Linked DNA regions of Mus musculus: all the other regions are linked to region 3. A link is a loop called in an ENCODE intact Hi-C map of the cell type or tissue named here. Cell type or tissue: left cerebral cortex. All regions are shown on one strand.

Evidence for each region. A loop is a pair of places that touch in the nucleus more often than their neighbours do. Peaks named below come from ENCODE experiments on the same cell type or tissue, not always from the same donor. Only the 100,000 strongest peaks of a DNase experiment are listed, where the experiment ranks them.
Region 1: it touches region 3 in a loop (2.8-fold over the local background); 2 of 42 quality-filtered maps call a loop at or near these places.
Region 2: a loop joins it to region 3, with 2.8 times the contacts of the local background. A loop is called at or near these places in 2 of 42 quality-filtered maps.

The regions. Positions count from the first base shown.
Region 1 is chr11:26,056,961-26,064,960 of GRCm38, reverse strand. All of the region lies in intron 1 of 5730522E02Rik (RIKEN cDNA 5730522E02 gene), which reads left to right. Among named protein-coding and RNA genes, the nearest start is that of Mir6372, 140 kb to the left of the region's middle. In left cerebral cortex, no CTCF peak of the experiment used is centred here; DNase peaks (open chromatin) are centred at 3,315, 3,483 and 7,504.
Region 2 is chr11:26,069,113-26,077,112 of GRCm38, reverse strand. All of the region lies in intron 1 of 5730522E02Rik (RIKEN cDNA 5730522E02 gene), which reads left to right. Among named protein-coding and RNA genes, the nearest start is that of Mir6372, 130 kb to the left of the region's middle. In left cerebral cortex, a CTCF peak has its summit at 3,011 (motif pointing right); DNase peaks (open chromatin) are centred at 572 and 3,012; H3K27ac peaks cover 214 bases.
Region 3 is chr11:26,957,700-26,965,699 of GRCm38, reverse strand. No RefSeq gene overlaps it. Among named protein-coding and RNA genes, the nearest start is that of Gm25387, 360 kb to the left of the region's middle. In left cerebral cortex, a CTCF peak has its summit at 3,910 (motif pointing right); DNase peaks (open chromatin) are centred at 2,232, 2,545, 3,400 and 3,916; H3K27ac peaks cover 1,855 bases.

The DNA.
Region 1 (8,000 bases), 900 kb after region 3:
GTTCTTAGAGACCAAACATAGAAAAGAACCTGTTAGTCCTGTGTTCCACAGCTAGCTATCTAGAACTTGCTTCATCTGGCCCTGCCTTATGGAAGAGAACCCAGAAGAATGTGTTAGCTGAACGTCACAAAGTGCTCCTGGGTTTGTCTGAGTATACTGATTTTCCAGAAAGTCACACTATGCACAGCAGAGGACATTTCTCCCCCGTACTCCACTGTCACAGGTTTCATTGTCTCCTCTCTTGCCATGCATCAAAATGGATGGTATGACCTTAAAAAAATGAGGGAATTGTATACTGACCAAAAGATGATGCAAACTGTAAAGTTAAGTCTATGAATTAGGAATTACTTATATTTACCACACATTGGTGTTGATGTTGGAATTTATTATTTCCTTCAAACAGTACCGTTCTCAGCATGCATCTTGTGTTTCTGTATATCCCAAGCAGATAGCTATGAAAGTCAACTTTAGTATGTTACACAGGCCTGTGGAATTCTATGAAAGTCTGTTATAATGTTCAGCCATGTTCTTGCAAGAAAGTTGCATGTGAGTTTCTGAACCAACACTGTATAGATAACCTGCTACACTTTGTCCAAATGACTGTGGGACTCTATGGGCAGGCATTATCTGTGGGATTACAATCCAGACCTTTTGACAGGAGCCCTGTACTTTTCCCAACAGACAGCTCCTTGAATAACCTTCCTCTTTCCTGGTCCCCACATATATGATTCCTTAAGGCCTGAAGGGTCTCTCCAAACTTCTGTTTGCTTGATGTATATAGACCCAGAAGTAAACATTATCAAAATGATCAGACTTGGTGTGAATTCAGACACAGGCCAGGTTGTGGTCAAATCAGAGTTATTAAACAAGATTATATAAACCTGCTTAGAAAATGGACTTCAGAGCTCTACAGAAGTGTAGAGATCTCAGATCTTTTACCCACATTTAAGTGATTTCTGTTGCTTTTTCTTTTGGGACAGGGTCTCCCTTTGCAGCTCAGGCTAGCTTGGGACTCAAGACCCTCCCTCTGTCTTCTGAGTGCTGAGATTGCTAAGAGTGTGCCAGCATACCAGCTAAATATCTGTATTTAAAGGGGAGTTAAGAGAACTGAGGAAAAGCAGCATTAGTGAGTTAGGGCAATGGCCTTTGTGTTCTCTTCTCTCTCCCCTCTTTGCCCCCAGCCCCTCTACCTCTCCCCTTCTAGCTCCTTCACTTCACTTTCCCATATTCTTTAGCACCGCTGACAAAGGAAATCAGAAGAAAATGGAAATAATAGAAAAGATTACTTTTTTTTCTTACCCATGGACTCCAAATAAAAGGGACATAGCATTAACTCCTAAAATGATTTGCTCTTTGCTTCCATCTGCATATCTGATCTAATTATACTATTAAAAGGCGAAGGCAAAGGGAGACATTAGACTAACAAGTGAAGTTCTTAACTTGCACCAGAAACACGATTTGCTCCATGCTCAGCCTCCTTTTAACAGCTCTTTGCAGCCCTTGATGCACAGCAGGGGGAGTGGCATTGGCCACCCCAAGGCAAAATGGATCAGTGTGCCTCTGTATGGAAAATTGGTCCATGTGTGATTTAGCTTTGAGTTGTGTTGTGTTTCTTATACTAATATAATATTGTTCTAGTGCTTGCCCCTGATTAAAGAAATAACATAAATAAATAATTTATAATTTAATTAATAAGGTATAATATGCAAAGCACAGTAATTTCAAACAGCTTGTAATGTCTCTAATGTACTTTCAATTTTTTATTTTACATAAGGGCTATATTCATTATGTAGTTATGATAAACATACTAATGAATTTTATTACAGGAACAAATTTAAACATGTAAATGAGATCAAATAGTATTAAAATGCAAACGATGGTGAAACTTATTACAAACTAACCTTGCCAATATACATGGAATGATGTTATTTTAAAACTTTGTGAGTTGTATCTCTTAAACAAAGGCATTGTCTTTTACAATGTCCCTGAACATAAGAATTGTGAATTGCCTGCTTTATTCTCACATGAACACCCCAACCAAAAAAAAAAAAAAAAAAAAAAAAAAAAGTTAACAGGAATCTAGGTTTGCGTGTAACTTTGGATGACAATTAAAATCCCTTTTCTTGTTCCAGCGAACAGTAATCTGTGCATAATTACATTCAAATGAGATATTAGCATTTTTTGTGCTTACTCTTTGTTAATTGCAGAGTTCACTCACCATGCTGATGCTTTTGATGGAATCAGGCAACCTTATTGACCTGGTGCCATAAGGTGAGTTGGGAAATTCTAGCATAGTCTTCATTTTTTTTATTTTGGCATTTTAAAGAGTCCTGCTGCTTTTATTACATTCCTGACACTTTTGTTAATAAATCATTGCAAAGTTAATGAAAATTGCATTCAGGCATATCCAAAATAATTGTGTCCTTTGTCATGCTAATAAATTGAAAGCTGTTGATCCAATGGGCGAATGCATGCCTGTTCTGGGGAAGGTTGTAAGCCGGTGCCTGTTGCACTGACTTTCGCCCACATCACCTGTATAAAAGGAAAAGCGGGAAAACAAACGTCAATATGCTTTAGTCTGTATTTTCTAGAGCAATCTAATTAAGTCAGCAAGTGGCTAAATTATATCTACATGGAAATATAGATATATTTGTGTTATGATTTATGAAAGGCTGTTAATATGAATACAAACCAGCAACAGTGTAATACTACACTCATAAAAATAGGAAAACCATGTTTACCTGACCTTTTGGTCATGCCTGGGGATTTTCCACGTTTATATATGACCCACTTGATTTAAAAGTCGCAACTGTAATAACCCCACACTCGTTTCTTAAGTCTTCTTCTACACTAATTCAGAAGCAAAGAGGAGGAATGTGACTTTTTATTTTAAAAAAAAATATTTTTTGGCAAAGCATCAGATCTTTTCCCTCAATAAACCTTAAGTGAGCAAGGAGGTCAGTGTGTATGTCTGGGAGATAAAGCACTGTCATTCACACACAGTGTGAAGCAGAGCTCCCTGCTCCAGGTAAGGAAGAGAACTCAATTCGGAAATACTTATGCTCTTGTTCGATTTCATAAACACACACACACACACACACACACACACACACACACACACGTGTGTGTGTTTTTCAAATTTATCTCAAGGAAGAACTGCAAGTTATTGTTGTCTTGGGAGTTCTTAATTTATGCAGTAGCCCATCATGCTGATTTTAGGTAGGTATTTATTCTGCTATTCAATCAAAAAGCATAGTTTCCATAACAACGGCCACATCAGATGAAACGTACAGCTTGGCATTTGAAATACAGGACTTCTTAGGAGATACGCTTCCTGACATATTGTGTTGAACTTGTGTTCTTTTCATTTTCTTTTAGCTAGCAAGATCTGTGTTTCTATAAAGGACCATCGCAGTTTTGCATAATTATTACAATCCATCTGCACATTTCCAGGATTTATATTAAAGTAATTAAAGCCATTTTGTATTAGTGGTTGCTGTGTGGAACCAGCTTGGATGCAGGATTCTAAAAGTTCCCCCTCGCCTGCTTGCTGCGTTGTAATTTGGAGAACAGAATGTTCCTTAAATGAGGTTTGGGAATACTGCATTTTTTTTCTTTCTTTCCTTTCTTTGCAAAGTAACTTTTTTTTTCCTCCTGTGGAAAATGGAATAAAAGGTTCACCTAGGGACTGGAATTAATGTAGTCCTTCAGCCTAGGGTTAAAAAGAGCAAAATCACAGCCAGCAACATTGTACAAACTCTAATATATTTAGCTTCTTCTATGGAGAAATAATAAGCCTGTGTTTCTAAGGCAACTTTCTCTCAAAGAGCAGCAAGCTATTTAATTTATATGCTCATTTTCCCTGGCGGTATTTGTTCAAGATAAATGAGGACAGGAATTGTTAATTCCATTTTATGGATGGGATGATTGAGGCAGCGACAGATAATGTCATAAAGAGCAGATAATGAAGCTCGTAATGTACTGGGCAAGGATAGACACACGGCAATGAGTAAGAACTAAGATATGTTACATCAAAGCACCGACAGAATGGACTGCAAGTGCGGGGCAGTGTAGTGAAGTTGCTGAGAAACACCGAGTAAATTCTGGAAGCTTGCAAAGGAAAATCTGGAACAGACTCACTCTCTGACCTGGGTCTGAAGCCCCAGTGTCTCTCCAAAGGTTCTTAAAACTTAGGCTGGATTTACAAGTGTTCAGGATTTGTCTCTCAAGAGTTTGGTTATTGCAAGTGGTCCATAGTAGAGAAGAGAGCGAGATTGTCTAGGTAAGTATATAGGAGTTTTCAAAATAAGGATTAATTCACTTAAAAAAAAAAAGAAATAGGGAAACTGTCTCTCAAGTGCAGAGGAGTCTTGGTTTGCTCTGTAGAATACACTCTCTTACATCAACCTCTCTTTGATAGAAGAACAGTGAACAGATAGAGGCATCAAACTCACTCTATGCTAAGGCATGTATCTGCAGACATTTACTGTTGTGCTTGCTCACATGTGGTTTGTAACTCACCATCCTGTGACCACAACATCCATAAATATGCTAGACCATGCCTAACATTTTCTATCACTAACTGAAACAGCTACAAAACTCATGGGCTCTAGACTTCTGGCTCCTTGTGTAACAATGGAGTTGCATAGTGTGGGTGCTCAGAAGGTTTTTGAACAGAAATCAGAGCTTTGCTCACATTTTGTTTGGTGTTTAACATTGATAAATAGGAAGGAAGGAGAAGTCCAACTAGACGTCACCCTCACTGGCGAGGTGGTGTACATGGTCCCAGGAGGAGAGGAGTCTTTACAGTCATCTTGGTTTCTGTTCATATTAGGGGTCATTCAGTTTTTGCAACTGAAAAAGCAACTGTGATGTGAGTTCCACAAACACAGGAGCATAACCTGAAGAGAGCTTTCAAGCGGGAAAGAAGACATTTAGAGGAACAGAATTTAAATTGCACTTTGCAACGTAGCTATTGAAACTATGCAACTCTATGCTAGCAACATATTTTGAAAGTAATTTAAAGAAGTTTTGAATTTATTTTATAGATGTTAGATCCCAGTGAAGTTAGACATGAGTACCAAGCAGAACTGGGGGTAAGGCCATCCAAGATGGAAAGAGGTCAAGTTGAATAAAGCCTGTAAGGTGGGGAAAGGAACAAGAAGGATCATGTGTGCAGGAAATACTTTTGGTACTTTGCTTGCCAAATTGGTTCTAGACACACATTGGCAGCCCCACTATTTTTCTATGGTTCTTGGGGCTTATGCATTGGATTGTATATAGATAGTTCTCCCCAAATAATCCTAGCAGGAAAACACACACACACAAACACACACACACACACACACACACACACACACACACACACACATACACACACTTCTAACATTTCTAGTGAAACTATCAAAATATATCTATACATGTTCACTACTGGCAAAATGCAAAGCAATATGAATAAAGGGCTGGATAAACTTTCTATTAAGGGTAGAGAGAACTCTACTTTGCTCTTTGCTGATATGAAGGAATAAGAATGCCACCAAACTGGAGCAGTGCCTGTTGTTTGAAATATAGAAAGTGAATCGACTTATGTACTCCTCCCTTTCTGGTACTTTGTTTGTCTGATTTTCTAAATAGAGTTTTGCATCCCAAACTGCCACTTAGGAAAGATTGATGCATTTGATGCTTCTGTGACTGTGTCCCGACTTGAGTTCTGTGCCTTGGTACTTCATTAAAGTGTTGTAGTAGAGTAAGCCTCTGCTGCCACAGAGAATCATAAAAGCACAAACCATTTTGGGTAGCTAGGGTCTTAGAATATTAAAACTTCCAAGGTATGAGATTTATTTTTTATTTTTTATTAATTAATTATTTTATTTAATTATATCCCAGATGTTGCCCCTTCATAGTCCCCCCTCCCAGGGTTCTTCACCTCATCCTCTCCCCTTCACCTCCAAGAAGTTAACCCCCAGGCATCCTCTTTCTCTGGGGCATCAAGTCTCTACAGGATTAATTGCATCCTTTCCCACTGGGGCTAGATAAGACAGTCCTCTGTTTAACATATGTTCTGGGGGCCTCGGACCAGCGCCTGTATGTTCTTTGCTTGGTGGCTTAGTCTCTGTGAGCTTCTAGGGGTCCAGGTTAGTTGACACTGTGGTCTTCTCATGGGTTTGCCATCCCTTTCAGCAACTTCAATCCTTCCCCTGACTCTTCCACAGGGACCCTGACCTCAGTCCAAAGATTAGCTATAAGTATCTGCATCTGTCTCAGCTGAATGTATGAGATTTTTAATCTCAATGAATATCCCCATCATTTAATGATTTTTAGTCTCAAAGTTTTTCTTTAAGTTTATGTACATCAGAATAAGATCATCTAAGATCTAGCACTGTAAAAGGCCACATTACATCATGCTTATCATAAAATCATGGTGCTTACACAATAAGGTATAAAGTATTACTTTTGCGAGTTCATCTCTTTAGGCCCAATGTTTTCATTTGGGAGCGTAAACTATACAGAATATTTTGTGAATTGTTGATCTTTCCATAATTTTTCTTAATTTGTCTTATGATGTTCAGCATTTTATAATTCAGGGAATTATTTTGTTCTTGGTGATCATTATATACAATATAGTAGTTCTTGTGGGAGAAAACTTCCTTTAATCCAGAGCCACTTGAAGACATCTGTAGGAACATTCAGAAGGGAAAGAAAATGAGGCCATCGATGGCAGTTGTGTGCACACGTCTATGTATGAAGTCTACTTCTGTGTAAACCCCTTAGTGGGCTCCCATCACACACACTGAGACTCATCATGGCCTGCTCCTTTTTATCTGGCTACACCCTGCTGTGCTGGGGCTCCTGTGGATAACTTGCCTTTCTTGAAGACTTTTCCAGTTTTTGGTGTTTTCCTGCTGTATCCTCTCACTGCTGAGCAAATACACTTACATGCTTTCATTTGGACTAACTGAGCTTCGTTCAAAATAATGCTCACTACTTCCTAATTCCTTGGCTAAGTTATATTTTTGAAGCTAGATTCTCATATCCACCCTGGATCTTAGAATGGTGAATTACAGATAGCAATCACTTAAGAAACCAGCAATCCACATGCATCCACAGTTCAGGTATAAAGAAAAGTGTGTTGTTTTTTCCCCTACAGACCTCTGATGTTTATTAAGATCAATGGATTTGAGAAGGAAAGATTCAGTCAAGCATCATGAAATTCTTTGCACTGGATTTGAGTCACCAGCTGGTGATTTTCCATCTTTTTGATTACCCCACTATTGGGACCTCCCTGAAGGTAAAGGGTCCAAATTGCCTACTTTTCTTTTCTTCACCTTTTAATTTCCTGAGTTACAGAGACATAAACATTTTCTGAGGCCTTTTCTGATAGTTTACATATTATATATTTAAAGTAATACCATGGAAAGCTGCTGTGATGGCTCATCGTGGTTGTCAGAGCGACACACCCTAGTGAGGGGCTGTGAACGGAACAACTGCCTGCATCAGATTACTCTGTAAGAATATGTGTTTGGAGCATTTTCTTAAATGCTAATTGATTTAGCTCAGTGTAGGTGATAACCATCCTTGGGTGGGTGGATCTGGGCTGTGTAAAAACAGTAGCTGAAAAATGAGCCCAGGTGCAAGCAGTGAGCACTGCTGCTCTGTGGCCTTGACTTCAGCTCCCACCTTGAGTTCCTGTCTCAGGTTCCCTTTGATAATGGACTAATAACCTATGGACTAAAATTAATTTTTTCTTTCCCAAGTTGCTTTAGCCATGATGTTTAGCTCAGCAACAGAAAAGCAAACTCAGACAGCTGCTATCTCTACAATCAAGGATGGGAGAAATCTCCATTTTTGTTCCAGAGTGCAGACATCTGAAATTCCAAAGTTAAAGGTTTGGCTCTCAGTGGCAGTGGCAAGTAGCTGTGGGTCTGTGTAGGATCTGTCATAAATGAAAGGTGACTAGGCCAACAAGAATAGATTGGTGGGAATGAACACATAAATTGCCT
Region 2 (8,000 bases), 890 kb after region 3:
TGTTGGTCGGCTGATGTAGCAGAAACAGTGAATTTCAGGTACAGTGAGAAACTCTTTCCGGAAATGTGGTGTGGAGCTATAGAGGAAGATCTGTACTCATGCGTGCGCGCGCGCGCACACACACACACACACACACACACAGTGCACACATATATACATATATCATTTACAAATATTCACATACACAAGAAAACTCTGAGGCTGAAGGTGTAACTCAGTGGTGTTTGTTTATCATGTATGACTTCCTGAATTCTATCAGTACCACCACAAATGAACAAACAGACAACAACAACAACAACAACAAGTTGGCAGAGAGACACAAATTGACGGTCTTCATCCAGCTGATATTTCAGAGCTAGGTCCAACACATCCAGCCTTACCTATTATTGTTTTCAGGCATCATAGCTGCCAATGCTCTCCTGTGGAAGAAAACAGTTATTGATCATTCAAAAGCAACTAAGAAGGTGGCTTTCCATCTGATACTGCTCAGAAAAAATGAGCAGCTTAGTTCTAATACTTTTGGAAAATTCCAAGGGAAATTGCACACACAGAGTCAGATAGAACATACACTACAGATGGCTGTGCCAACCTCACTGGCTCACAGACGGCAGAGTGTTAGCAGAGAGCATCATTTCAAGTTAAGCTTCACGGCCTTGTAGTTAGTCTTTAAATCATGAAATATTTTCAGACTCCCTCTGTTATTTATTTTTCTTCTTTCTTAGGGAAACCCAGGAATCAGAGCAATGCTTTTCTTTGCTTGTAATGTTAGGGGAACTTGAGACCTTCTTAAGTTCACAGAATTCTTTCCAAGATGACAGAACTGGGCTCAGAACTCAGGTGCCTGAATGTCCATCTGAGTCGTCCCATTATTTGACAATTTGCTCAGGGCCATGGCTGATGACTTAGCACTGATAACTGTGCCCTGATGGGAAATGAAACCCGAGGGCCAGGGTGCTACATTTATTTGGGGTTTAGGTCTTGGCTGAATGAGAAGGGACAAAGGGGATTTCCTATTTCTAATGAGCACTTAAGGCTTTTCATCTTTTAAAGGCTGTTTTCTCATCATACGCAGTAGAACCTGTTTTTAAGATATCTTCTTAGAAAAAACACAGATTCTCCTCAATCCTACTCAACCCCCCTTTTCAGTATGTTGGATCACTTTTATTAAGTGAAAATGTTCTGCAGTCTGAAGGGCTGGGCAGCTGTTAGAAACCCCCATGTTCCCACTAGCCGGGGGGGGGGGGCGGGGGCGGGGGGATTGCCCCGTTCTTTATTTCCTGGCTGCTTGGCACAGTCCTTCCACAACATACAACAAACCCCCATTATAAAGGATTATATGATAAGTCAATGAGCAAGTGAAATATGGCAACCAAATGGTGACTCCCAATTACATGAAAAACGAGTGTAATCACCCCTGCTGCAATGCCTGTCTGTTGGCAAAGTGTTTGATCTCCTTGAGAAGCATTAAAAGAAGGCCCAGTGCATTAAATAAAAATATCAGCTCTCTGTGTAATCACAAAAGTTAATACGGTCACTTAAGAAAAAGGTCTAATTGGTGTCCTAAAGGGAAACCTACTAGGCTATGTAAAGTAGCTATTATAAAAATGTTTAGCCTTCAGAGTGTATTTCAGACAGTATTTTTGTTGCCAGGTTTGTCAGCCAAAAATTCACTAAGCAGATTTGTTAGGGGCCATAATCTCTAAAACAGACATTGGCATAGGGATTAAAGATCAAGAAAATTATATACGTTTTGTATTCATATGCCAAGATTCCTTTTTCAAATAAGTTTATTTTGTGTGGGATTTAACCAGAAACATGGCTATCTTTGTTTGGTATTTAAGGCAATAGCATTTCCTGTGAAGGAATTAAAAAATAAAAATAAAATAAAAAAAATGACAGTGTTCCATTCACAGATTTAGGGTGGTTGTGGACTAGGCCAAGCTGTCTTGACATCTCCCTTTCTGACAGTCTTCAATGTAATGCTCTCTAAGGATGCTCATCTCTAAAATGCTATGATCTAGATCTAGTCTGGGTGATAGATCCCAGATGCAGCAAGAAAAAGTTCCCTTCGCTGTGATAATATAGTCTTCAGTGTTCAATAGAAGGACTGGTTGCTTTCCTCAACCAGTTGTTAGAAAATGCTAGAAAAAGTAGGAAAATGCAGTCTGGATTCTCATTAACTCATATATGGAATGCTTTCCCCCAAACTGTGGAGAGTTCTGGGAGGTGGGCAGGGTCATTTGCGAGAGCTATATAGAATAACACTTGACTTCTTTACACTTTTAAGATGAGTGTGGATGAAACCTATGGTAATAATTCATAACTTCAACAATACGTTAACAGAGAAAGCCTAGCCCTATAGATAACCAACCACAGGATACCAAAAATTAATTTACTTAGATGGAAAGGGAGTCATACATGATTTGTACAGGAACCTTCAAAGGCACTTATACTAAAGCGTTTCTGAGCCACTTTTAAATTATATCTTCATCACACAAATGAAATCTCGCATGGAGAACCGCTGACTGTGAGAAGTGGCCAGCCATCTTCCCGGGCTTTATTCAGACTTCACATCCAATCACAGGGGCAGACATAAATACATCACAGTGCTTCTGCAAAGGCTCCCAAGGTATCTATATAAAGACAGACTGCCAGAGGTCCTCCCGAAGAGATTGCTTTCCCTCCATCTCTCCTTTTCATTTTGCAATCACTATATTAACTCTGAGATCTATCTCTTAAAAAGAATTTGGAAACAAATTATAGGCCCCTTTCTGGCTGCAGGTATAATTTTCCATATTTTCTTGAGACAGATTCTTAACACACTGAAGAAATTGTTACTAAATGGGAACTCTGGGAAGTATCTGAACTGAGCTGAGGCTTCGACATCGGAATTCCACCCAGAGAGCAGATTTCCAATCCTGTGGCATCCAGGGACTTCTGTCTCAGCTTTGCATTCTGTTCAGTACAACAGAGAGGCAAAGAACGTGCCTGCTGGCCGTGTTCATGCTCACATAGACACTAGGGGGTGTCCAAGGACCAAACGTAGTCCTCTTTCCCTTCAGTCTTGTCTCCTCAGTGCTCAGAGGTCCAGCTAACTTAAAACACAGGAACTACAGGAAAAATCTATCCAATTAATTCCTGTTTTCTGCCAAAATGCATGATGTGGGGTCAGTCTCCTCATGAGTCCTGATCCCCCTGGTCCTCTGGCAGCAACTGTAATCTCAGGGTTTTGAATCCTAGGCTATCCCATGATAAGCCACAGGTACCAAGGCGTGGGGTACAAGCTGTTTACCTGTGTTTGCCTGAAGTGTTGTGTTGTGGAAGTTAATTTCAGTTTAGGTCTGCCCACAGTGCACTATGGCAGGGGGGAGACGGCAACAAGGCAGGTCTCTGCCCTCTCATTTTCCTGTGGTTCCGATGGCTTTTTAATGTAGATTATTTGTTGATTACTTCTTATTAGCCAACATTTGCTTTTGCTACTGAGGACATCTTTAGGACTTTGGTCTTGGGCTTCTTTATGAATACCTATTACTTCTTAATTATGATGATCTAATAAGATACGTCTTTCATTTTCATCTGCCATCTCTCTTCCCCTGTGATTCTTTTCCCTTTACTATTGGTCCCCAAGGGCATGTTACAGGCTCGTTTTCTTTATTGTTCCCATATTCCTCCACCCCTCCTGGTGAATTAAAAAAATAAATAGAATGCATTTTAAGGATGACAACAGTAATAATAAAGCCAGGAAATGCTTTCCAGCTAAATGCACTCATTTGAGGGCCTATTGAAAATAGTGTAAACCTAATTGAAGTAGTCAACCCCTCCCATACAGGTCAGGCTACACGCTATTAAAATGAAGGTAAGACAAAGCTGGTGACATTTCTGCATTTTCCAGTCTCACTTTTCCTGAGACATATCAATAGTATTGACAATATTATTGCGTTGTGCTTCTTAGTGACCTGAGCTGATATATTGTGGGCCAGGATAATTCTTTCTAAATGAAACCTTGTCGAATTCTTTACCGAAACAGCAAAAGGGAAATAATCATGATTCAATGTGTAGGAACTGAATATCAAAATTGTATCATTTGATGATCCAATAACACCAATCATTTAGCTTATATGGACACTCAATGCCCTCCAACTGTAGCTGTGAAAGGTTTAAGTATATTTCATAAATATGGGGGATTATGGAAATAACCCAAGAAATGTCTTTTGTGAAATGACCAAGGTGGTTGCATCTGTGAAGAAGGATCTCATATTTATTGCATTACAGCTTATGCAAGCTCATCAAGAGTTATTCCTTGGTCCAAGGCTCTTAGTGAAGTTCTGTGAGATGGAACTGCCGATCACATTTGATGGCAAAGCACTAGCAGCTGGGAAACTGCTCTTTCTCTCCCCTCTCATTTCCCAAACAATGTTTGCACTGATTAATACTATGCAACAAGACATGACGCAGAGATTGTGTTGGCATTGTATTCTGATGACCCCACACATTGTGTGCGCTCTGTGGTTCCTTTTGCTGTTCATAGTTATATGGGTTTATCAGAAATTACATGTCAGGCTCCCGATGAGTGTAATTGTATACTGATTGTGTATAGTTTTTTAAACCTCATTATTAGCCTTGTATGCAAACCAAATAAAAGGAAAGTTTAAAAAAGGAAAAAGAAAATAGCCTCCACTGGACGTCATGTCAGAGCCCAGGTGTTTGAGCCGAGATGCAGGGGGGAAACAAAATGTTCTCTCAGGGACATCTGCTGCAGCCATGTGCTTGAAAGGGTCTTAATGAATGGAGGGGAAGGAGAGGAGAGGCGAGGGCTTGCAAGAGCTCCAGAGCTGTGCTGCCTCCCCACTCTGCTCTCCTTGCATGTATGACTCATTTAATAACAAGGCAGGGAGGACACTGAGAAATGGGCTGAGCATGCCCTCATCCACGGAGACTTTCATTAATTGGTGCCCTCATGGCAATTTCTGAGTTTTGACCCTCTTCTTAGTATCCCCTTTAACAGAAAAACAAAACTAAGAGCACCTCATCTATGTAGCTACAAACTCAGGGGAAATCTACCCAGGAAGGGCAATGAAGTGAACAGTGCTTTCTTCCCCTTCCCAGGACTGTGCCCTTCTGCCCACTGACACCTGAGCCATTGATTGGACACTTCTAAGTTGGCCATTAGCCAGCTTTTGCATTCTGTGGATTCAGGAGCAGGAAGCTCAGCAGGGAATGTTGAAGTATTACATACCAAGGACGAGGGCCATTAGAACTCGACTCAACTCTAATGGGAGAAGTACTTAGTTCTCTTTTAAAAACCTCTAATCAGTATACAGTGTTTCAGCACACAGATGTTAGCAGCAGTGTGAAGGCTCTCTAATTGTCATCTAAGTTATCCCTGCCTAAGGGCTCCCAATCAAATTATTAGACTGTTGCAGTGAGTCTGTGACTCTTGGTTGCACCTTGCAAGAGGGGTATTTTCTGTAGTGATGAGAAGCAGTGGTTTCTCCTGGGAAGCAAATGTGCCATTATGGACTTATTAGGTCCTTGATTAGATCTACAGCTGATAACTGAGTAGATTTTTTTTTTTGAGAGAGAGAGAGAGAAAAAAAATATTGCAGTTCATTTCAATCTGCTTCCCTCAGCCCACTGGGTTGTGGAAAAGGAAGTAGATGGAATAGCACTAAAGGAAATGTGTGCACTGTTATTTTTCAAAAGTGGTTATAAAAGTTAATAATCAAATCTTAACAATTTGTGTTTGCTCTTCAGGCTTAAGGGTGAAAGTCTTTCATAAATTGTTTGTTTTCTTTGCTTCTTGTTTTTCAAATCCTTGGGCTTCTGTCAGATGCTTCTGACAGGGCTGCCAAGACCTAAGGAGTTAAACATCCAGAGTGATAATTAATTAATTAGGCAGGCCCAGAAAGTTAACCTCTCAAGTTTCCTTCCTGAAATTCATGTTTATCTGATTTGCTTTAATAAGTGCCTTGCTATTGTACTAGTTTTACATACTTTAATTTGGAGATAATTACAATACTATAATTCACATTTCAGATACACATTAAGTTTTCAAAAGATATCAAGCCAGATAGTTCTCTTTCACATTGTGCTTAATTTTTTTTTGTAACGTGTATGTAACCTGAAGAATAATTGTGCTGGCTGTAGTCATATCTTTTAAGTCTTTCTATTATGAGGCATTTATTTGATTTTAATTGTAGAACCATTGGTCATATTGAGTTCATTTCCTGTTCATGTTGATTTCATGGGTCTCTCCATTAGTATTCAATTGCACAGTAATTAGTCATTAGTTCACTGTGATGTCTCCAAGCATGTGTATACTTACACTCTCATTTTCCACTGAGTTTCTGCACTCCTATTTGAATTCTTTATTTCTTAAGGAAATGGTGGTCATGCTAATACACTAGATCTAATGCCAGTTCTCGAATTTATTATCAGTTTGCTGAAAAGATCCTTGTCCAGGCCAGCAAGAAAGCTTGATGTACCAGAAATGATGATATAGGTTGGCAGAGCTGGCAGTGCCTGTTGACTGAAGCACTAGTGACTAGGGGTGGACCAGACACTCCGCAGGGGAATTCCACCATACACTTGAGTTCTGATTATACCATCTTCAGTAAGAACATCGTCAATCTCTGAAGAAAGGTCAAATTCCCAGCTTGGTACTAAGTTCCAATAATGTGCTGAATCTTGTCATTTTAACTAACCAGCTTTACAGATCTATTTTCCTTTATAAGAAGAAGTTGGGTGTCTTAAATAGTCAATGCGTTAATTAATTCCAAATTTGCTACCTTCTTTTAAAGCTCACATTTTATCTAAGGTATTCACTTAGCTCCCATGAAAAGTAAATATGTCATCTGTCACGGTCTGTCACAAGCTCGTAATTCAAAGCCATTAGAAAATTATTCCTGCTTTTTATTTAGCTGGCTTTACATTGTTGTCCTAATTAAACTGGAATCTTATATCATTTAAATGTTAGACTTGGCAGAGCTAAAAGAATAAAAAAGAACATTGCTTTCTGATTAGTTGAGTTAATGTTTAAGAAGCCTTGACTGTGTGATGAAGAGACTATTTGCCTGCACTCCCAATAGGAAGTAAAGAGACAGATAAGCAAGATCTCCCAGGGGTCCTTGTAGAAAGAATAGTTTTGAGGCAACCTGTTGTTATGCCCAGTCCCTTTGAGGTGGTCCAACAGAGCTTTAATTCTTACGACTTTTTAAAAAAGTATTTCATGATACTTTGTATAAATGCTCTGCAGACCTAAATGTGCAAATGAATCTTGATGAAATGTATTCTGCCTGAGTAGGTCCGGAGTGGCCTACAAAACCTCCTAGTCACACAAGCTCCCAGGTGAAGCAAGAATGCCTGCTTCCCAGTTCATGCTGTATGCTGCAAAAGTGTCAGTTCATTAAAAGTAAATGGAATGAATCAGAAAGTACACCTTTTCATCTAACTTCTTCCTCCCTCCCTCCCTCCCTCCCTCCCTCCCTTCCTTCCTTCCTTCCTTCCTTCCTTTGTTTATGGTTTGTGAATTGAGAAATAATTGTCAGCCTTTTACATCCTGATGCAGAAGGAAGGTAAATTCAAGGACTGGACTAGTGAGATCCTGTTTCAAAGTCTAAGCAGAAGGATGACTGGAGAACTAGGTGGTGGCAGAGTACTTAAAGAGCCTAGGTTCAATCCCTAGCTCTGGAAACAAAAGAGAAATCACCGTCAGATTTTTGAACAATGGGAGCTGTTATTGGACTTGAAACCTTGTCATGATGCTCATTTTTATTGTAGTTACTGCTATATAAGCCTCTAAATCAATGTTTCTTACTTGAGAACCAATTGGATTTTCTAGAGGAAGACAGTGCTCCACACACACACATCCCCATGACTTATGCCTACCCATTGCACAGGGCTTTTCCACACACTTTGCTAGACATTTAACAACACTTACTATACGTCTGTATCCCTTTTATCAATGTATAAGAATGACCTTTTAGCAGGCAGTTCTTTAG
Region 3 (8,000 bases):
TATAAGCAGTATAAGTCTTGGTGGAATGTTGTCAAGGTGCATTTTCTGAAAAACTATGAGTAGAGGTTTTGTTTCTTGACAGAGCTGGGTATATCATTTGTTGTTTGGCAGGCAGGTTGCTTATTTTTCCCATCAAAAAAATTAAAATGTACATAGGTACTTCTATTAAAACATACCCGCCACAAAACCATTTCCTAGTTTGAACAACTATTTCACGTGGGTATCTCCCAGATAGGCTAGATTTTCCTATATCAGTTTCGGTTAACCAATAAATCTGTCAACACATTAAGTATTGCAGATTTGGGAAACGGCTTTCATATTTGTATTCCTTTCCTGGGGTAATTCTCTTACAGTGAATTTGCATCATAAATAAAAGCTTCAAGTGTCGCTTTTACTTTCTTCCCATTCTTGAGAAAAATGAAAGCCTTAGAGTGAAGGGCATGTTTGGGACCCTGAGTAGGTCACAGTTCCAAGCTGTAATTTCAGCAGACAAATTTGTTTGATTCCTCAAGATAATAAAAGAAGACACTTGGTTCAAAGTTTCAGCTGTCCGTCATGTTGATCTTCAGTGTCTTTGTGGTCTAGCCCAGCATGCTCTAACACTATAATACACAAACATTAACTTTAGAGGGATACTTGTTTCCAAAGCTCCATAGAGTCTTCTGCCCTGAATGTTGGTCTTTCTGTGCATGTTCTCTTTCTGTCTACAAGACCATCTCTACAAATACTTCCCTAAACATCTCCATTGCCAATACTCACCATTTTCTCAATCCTGCCCTTGCAGCCTGTGTGACTCATTATAGCACAGGGTGTCTGATCATTTTGTCAGACAATTCAACTATTTCAGATATCTTTTTCACCTTTGGTTATAAAATCATTTCTAAGTATAACAGCTCATTCAGCATAGGCCTGAGCAATAATTACCTACCATATTTCTGGACTATTATGTGGATGACTGTTTGAGTACCTAGAGTATGCCTAGCTATACGTGTACTCCACTGTGGTTGACCCCCAAATGGGCCACCCAAGAGGATGCCATTTCTTACACAATTTCCTCAACAGTACTTCTCATAAGAAGACTATGGGGGCATTTCTTTGCCACAGCAAAAAGCCAACAGAGTATTCTGATCTTACCACCCACATATCCAAAGCCTCTGTCACTGGCATCATTATACTGTCAGCAGGTCTCTTCACTCATGGACCAATGCTAAGCCTATTTCCTTAGATAACGTATCCCAATAGAGGAAAACAGTTCCAAACTCAGCACTTCTCAACATGAAGGTCAAGCACTGGGTGCTGTGCCCTGAACTCTGGATTTGGAGACCTAGTTCCACCCATAGTCTTGACCCGTCAAAAAGTCTTCAGAACTCATCTGTGGATAACAGCTATGACTATGGGATCCAGTTGACCACTGAAACAGCACTTTAAAGAATCAGGGCTACAGTAGAGCATGTAGAAATGTCTGGTATGAATTATTATTTAATAAGTCAAGGCTATTGTCAAGGTTAATATGTCAAGGTTATAACACAATATTTAATAAATAAATACATCTACATACAGCTACACCTCTTAAGTATTAATTTGGGAAATTCAAAGAATGACTGAGTCCAAGGTGTGGTCTGAGCTCTATTGACTGTTGAAATTTCAGTCTGAAAAGTAATCTAAAGTCCTTCAGTTAGTTTTTGAAAGACAAAACAGCCATCTTGGGGAGGCAGTAAGGGTGTCCTCTCCCTTCCCTCCGGAAGCAGAGGCTCTGAGGCTGCCAGGTAAATGGCACACACACATTGCATAGAGCATATCTCCACAGGCCCCATAGCAACGACTTTCAACTCTTTTCCTCTCCTGATTTGCTCTTTCTCCCTCTATCACTAGCCCTGATCAATGCAGCAGGTCAGCCTGAAAGAATGGACAGCCTCCAAGCCACATACATTTAAACCACTTTAATGCAAATATTGATCTTAGGAAAAAGGACACAGAATGGGCTCCCACCCCCTACATACACACACTTTTTAGTGAACGTGCCTTTTTCCTAGGGTTCTACTACCCATAATAAAATAAATCCCGTAGAGCAGTATTCTAGCATCTTTTATTCACAGGAATGCAGAAGTCACCCAAGAGATGGGCCAAATTCAATGCCAAGTATGCAAACCTCCTTTGTAGGTACTTTGGTAGACTATTGAGTCATATTCTCTTAATCACGCTTGGAACCCTTCTCATATTTCCTAGGGGAGCTATTCTGGTCCACACAAAGGCACACTATCAGAGTGGGTGTGGTATTTTGAATCACAGGAGTAGTTGTGCAACACCCATGTCCACTATTCGAACATTTATTTCTTGTGTACCCAAGATTATCAAAGCATTGTAGCAGAAAGCCACTGTCCAAGAGGCAGAATTAGCAACAGCGTCCAAGTAGGAGCTGAAGCCCAAAAGGAGAGAGATCAAGGGCAGGAAGGAATTCTAAGGGCCACTTTGAAATTCGAAACTAAAAAGATCTGATATTCTATCTGTAGGCATTTTCAGGCTAGAATAGGGTGGCGGTTGGGAGGGGGAGAAAGGAGAAGAAAAACTGCGTGTACAAAGAAAGCTTGCTTGGCCTGTGGCCAAGAAAAGAGGCATCACAAACTGGGAGGAGTTTGAAGGCAACACAAAAGAACCTAGAGCCAAAGGACAGAGGGGGAGACAACCCAACTTAAAAGCTCTGGGCCAATGCTGGTTGCTTCAAAGCCGTGCTAGCTTCTTATACATGTTTGTCTCCCCCAACACCAAGGGTTTGTCACTGCTGTTGTCATCTCCAGTGACTGGAAAGCAAAATAAAGCTGCACAGGCTCCCCCACCTCTACTGAGATGGCTTCAGACATGGAAATAGCCCAGTACAACCTTCACCACAAAGGAGCGTTCCTCTCTCGCTTCCCTTTGCTCCCTGAGACGCATCTTTATGCAAAGGGGCAGATGTCATCATGACAGGGACCAGGAGATGTGTACATCAGGTGGACAGAATGTTCACTGTGGGCTTATCAGCCTAAAAGCTGCAGATAACTGGAGGTGAAGAGAGAACTGAGTGGTATGCAAAGTGGGAGGCCAGCTAGGCAGAAGGAAGCCTTTGACCTTGGAGAGGCGAGGCGGAGTCGTACCAAAGTGTAGGGTGGGAGTGGGGGAATGGAATGAGGAATTCCGTGCTGTAATATATTCTGGTAAAAATGGGGCTGTCATCTTGAGCTACAAGTTAGAAAGTTATTACTTTTAATATGCCACTACCTTAGGCCTATACTGTTATGTAAAAGAAAAATAACCTTGTGTGACAGTTTAACATTGATCGATGTGCCTGCCAAACGCGAAGAGATAAATAAGCAGGTGATGAATAAACACCACTTCAAGTAAAGACATTACGCCGCATGCATAAAACGGCGCCAGGCACCTAGGAGCTGTGGGTGGCCGAAGGTTGGCCATTTCATGCCCACTCAGTAAAGCAGACTTAATCGCTTCCAATATTTTCTGTTAAAAAGCACGCTTAATGAGCCAATTTCACAAGCCCAGAGAAACTGATTATTATCTCCGAGTTCCAACAGAGTTGGTTGTTTTCCAAGAGCCAGCTCTTTTTTTTCCTTGATGGGATAAAATCCTTTTTTAAAAGAGAGAGAGAAAAGAGAGAGGGGTGCCAGAAGAGAGAGAGAGAGAGAGAGAGAGAGAGAGAGAAGAGAGAGAAGGGGGAGTGAGAGAGGGAGGGAGGGAGAGAGGGAGGGAGGGAGGGAGGGAGAGAGAGAGAGAGAGAGAGAGAGAGAGAGAGAGAGAGAGAGAGAGAGAGAGAGAGAGAGAGAGAGAGAGAGAGAGAGAGAATATGTGAGCCAAGGAGCCAGCCTGAGGGCACAGACTCCTGCTCACCAGGCAAGAATGGCCGCTAGATGGCAGTGTTACCCTGCAATCTGCCCCAGGGCCCAACTAGGTCTGGACAGAAAGCTAGGAGGGTAATTAAAGCTCAAAGCAGCCGCCTGAAGAGTTCACACCCTACCACAGTGCAGGCCCTTTGTCCAGTTTCTTCATGCCCAAGCAGCTAGAAGGCAAGAGACAAAGGGACAGCCCCCAAAGGCCTCCGTCCCTCTAACAAGCAAGGTTTGAGCATTGCCTGCTAGGCTTCCTTTCTTTGGGTGCAAGAGTCCTTTCTCTGGTGACATATTTACACGGAGAGCTTGGCCATCACTGTGTACCTTACAGGATGAAGCAGACGACTACTGGGGGCAAAAATTCCAGAAGACAGAAATCTCACCTTTACCTTTTTTTATTTTTTTCAGGAGAGTGGCCCCTTTTCTTTTCTTTTCTTTTCTTTTCTTTTCTCCTTTTCTTCTCTTTTTCTTTTCCTTTTCCCCTTTTCTCTTCTATGCACTTTGCACACTCCCCCGCCCCCACAACGTTTGTTTTTGTTTGTTTTTGTTTTTGTTTGTTTGCATAGTTTCAGTAAGAGGTCTACAAAAATGGATACGAATAGGGTGGAAAATGGATACGAATAGGGTGGAGGGAAAGAGAAAGACAGTGCCCATGATGGTGAGAACAGGAACATATAACACTTTGTGTTTCTGACTGAGTTCATGAGAAGGCAGCTCACTGAAGGCCTGAGAAGTACTTTTCTTTCTGGTTAGAAGTTGCTCCTGTAATAACAGACTATGACAGAAAAGCATTCGTATTTTCTCGCCTTGTTTTATAAAATGACAGGTGCATAAGGAAACAAACACCCAAAGATGGAGGGAAAGGTGTGTGTTTGCTTGCTTGTGCTTGGTGAGGTCCAGCTCGCCAAGGCTAGCAAGGACCCTTGAGGTCTTTTGCCTGTCCTTTTGTCTCCAGGATGACACCTGCCCAGTGAGGCTCTTGAGTAACTTCTCTGCTTCGGGTGCCTTCTCCAGTCACCTGTGGTAAATACGCTCTGGAGTTGGTCCTTTCTACAGTTCCGTTTCTGTTTTATCCCTAGCATCTCTGCTTTGCTGCTCTACAGAAGCAGACTCCAAGTGGTATTTTCTCTGAAGCTTCTAAATGCTCCTCAGACGTCCTGATTCTTCTCTGTAATGGACCAATCGTTGCTAAGCATTACTTCATTCTTCTCTCATAGGTGTCTAGAAGTAAAAGATAAGAGCCGAGAATTATTTTTGCTCTATTGCTAACTCTCTTCTCCTTTGAATCATCAGAGACAAAATTAACCTCAAAATTCATGAATTTAATACTTCTGTCACACATCTTGAGAACATTCTCTTACAGAAAAAGAACACACATCAATTATTTGGTTAGCTGATAAGAAATGAAAGGCCAAGTTTGGAAAATGTTCAAGTTTTCTATGAATATTCATAAATAATGAACTTGCATCTCAAAATTTTCGCATCACAAAAGTTAAAAGAACATACATAGTAAGTGATATCTGAATGTATCATTTCTGAGAGGGGAGGGTCCCCCAGACGTCCACTGTCTTTTCCCACAACAGTGTGTTAGGCACTGTGAACAGAGCCTGGGTCTACTGTCCTCGAGCACACTGGCTGGTGGCTTCAAAACAGTAATGAGGTCAAGGAGAACGGTCTCCAGAGTTGGTCCCTTGCCTGGACCTAGGAGGTCCTTGATGGCTGCTGGACTTAATTAGTTGAAGAGCCAGGAAAGAATAATCGTGTTGCCTAGGGCTGCCACAAATGGATACTGTACACCAGCTGGCTTGAGAAGACAGAGACTACCTTTTTTTTCACCATTTTGGTAGTTTCAAGTGTGCAGTGTTCAGTTCTGAGGGAAAATGCATTCCTTTCCTGTGTTCAAGCTTCCAGAGGCTGCCAGCCCTGGAAAGTTACCACGTGACATGTCAGGTGGGGTAGATAATTCATAAGATGGTGGCAATAATCACGGTACCTTGTAAATCAAATGCTAATTTGCAAGCCTTAAATACATATAACTTGTAAAATGGATATTTATTAATAAGGGGATGGTTTGCAATTCAATCCAGCTCTGAGGTCACTTGCAGCAAGAATGCTGGAGGATACGGCATCCCAAAAACTTCGGATCATGCCTCCCAGTCAGTAAGAAAGATGAGAGGGTCAATTCGAACTCTTCTACATGCTAGTTGAACCTGCACCATTTGTTGAAAATGCTGTCTTTTTTCCACCAGATGGTTTTAGCTCCTTTGTCAAAGATCAAGTGACCATAGAAGTGTGGGTTCATTTCTGGGTCTCCAATTCTATTCCATTGATCTACCTGTCTGCCACTGTACCAGTACCATGCTGTTTCTTATCACACTTGCTCTGTAGTACAGCTTGAGGTCAGGCATGGTGATTCCACCAGAGGTTCTTTTATTGTTGAGAATAGATTTGCTATCCTAGATTTTTTTTGTTATTCCAGATGAATTTGCAAATTGCTCTTTCTAACTCTGTGAAGAGTTGAGTTGGAATTTTGATGAGGATTGCATTGAATCTCTAGATTGCTTTCAGCAAGATAGCCATTTTTACTATATTAATCCTGCCAATGCATGAGGATTGGACTTCAGAGACTTGAAGTTCTTATCATACAAATCTTTGACTTCCTCAGTTAGAATCACACCAAGGTATTTTATATTATTTGTGACTATTGTGAAGGGTGCTGTTTCCCTAATTTCTTTCTCAGTTTATCCTTTGTGTAGAGGAAGACCACTGATTTGTTTGGGTTAATATTATTTCCAGATACTTCACTGAAGTTTTTTTTTTTAATCAGGTTTAGGAGAATGGAAATTAATCCATTCTTATGTCCTTGTACAAAGTTCAAGTCTAAGTGGATCAAGGAACTCCACATAAAACCAGAGACACTGTAACATACAGAGGAGAAAGTGGGGAAGAGCCTCAAAGATATGAGCACAGGGGAAAACTTCCTGAACAGAACAGCAATGGCTTGTGCTGTAAGATCAAGAATCCACAAATGGGACCTTATAAAATTGCAAAGCTTCTGTAAGGCAAAGGACACTGTCAATAAGACAAAAGGCCACCAACAGATTGGGAAAAGATCTTTACTACTTCTAAATCCGATAGGGGGCTAACATCCAATATATGCAAAGAACTCAAGAAGTTGGACTCCAGAAAACAAAATAACCTTATTAAAAATGGGGTAGAGAGCTAAACAAAGAATTCTCAACTGAGGAATACCGAATGGCTGAATAGCACCTAAAAAAAAGTTCAACATCTTTAATCATCAGGGAAGTACAAATCAAAGCAACCATGAGATTCTACCTCACACCAATCAGAATGGCTAAGATCAAAAACTCAGGTGACAGCAAATGCTGGCAAGGATGTGGAGAAAAAAGAACACTCCTCCATTGCTGGTGGGATTGCAATCTGGTACAACCATTCTAGAATCAGTTTGGCAGTTCCTCAGAAAACTGACATAGTACTACAGGAAGATCCAGCAATACCTCTCCTCGGTATATACCCAGAAAATGTTCCAAATTGTAATAAGGACACATGCTCCACTATATTCATAGTAGTCTTATTTATCACAGCCAGAAGTTGGAAAGAACCCAGATCTTCCTCAACAGAGGAATGGATACAGAAAATGTGGTACATTTACACAATGGAGTACTACGCAGCTATTAAAAACAACAAATTTATGGAATTCTTAGACAAATGGATGGATCTGGAGGATATCATCCTGAGTGAGGTAACCCAATCACAAAAGAACACACATGATATGCACGCACTAATGAGTGGAATTAGCCCAGAAACTCAGAATACCCAATTTGCAAAACACATGAAACTCAAGAATAAGGAAGACCAAAGTGTGAATACTTCGATCCTTCTTAGAAGGGGGAACAGAATACCCATGGAAGGAGTTACAGAGACAAAGTGTGGAGTAGAGGCTGAAGGAATGACCATCCAGAAGCTGCCCCACCTGGGGATCCATCCCATAAATAACCACCAAACCCAGACACTATTGCAGATGCCAACAAGATTTTTCTGACAGAAGCCTGATATAACTGTCTCCTGAGAGGCTCTGCCAGTGCCTGGCAAATATAGAAG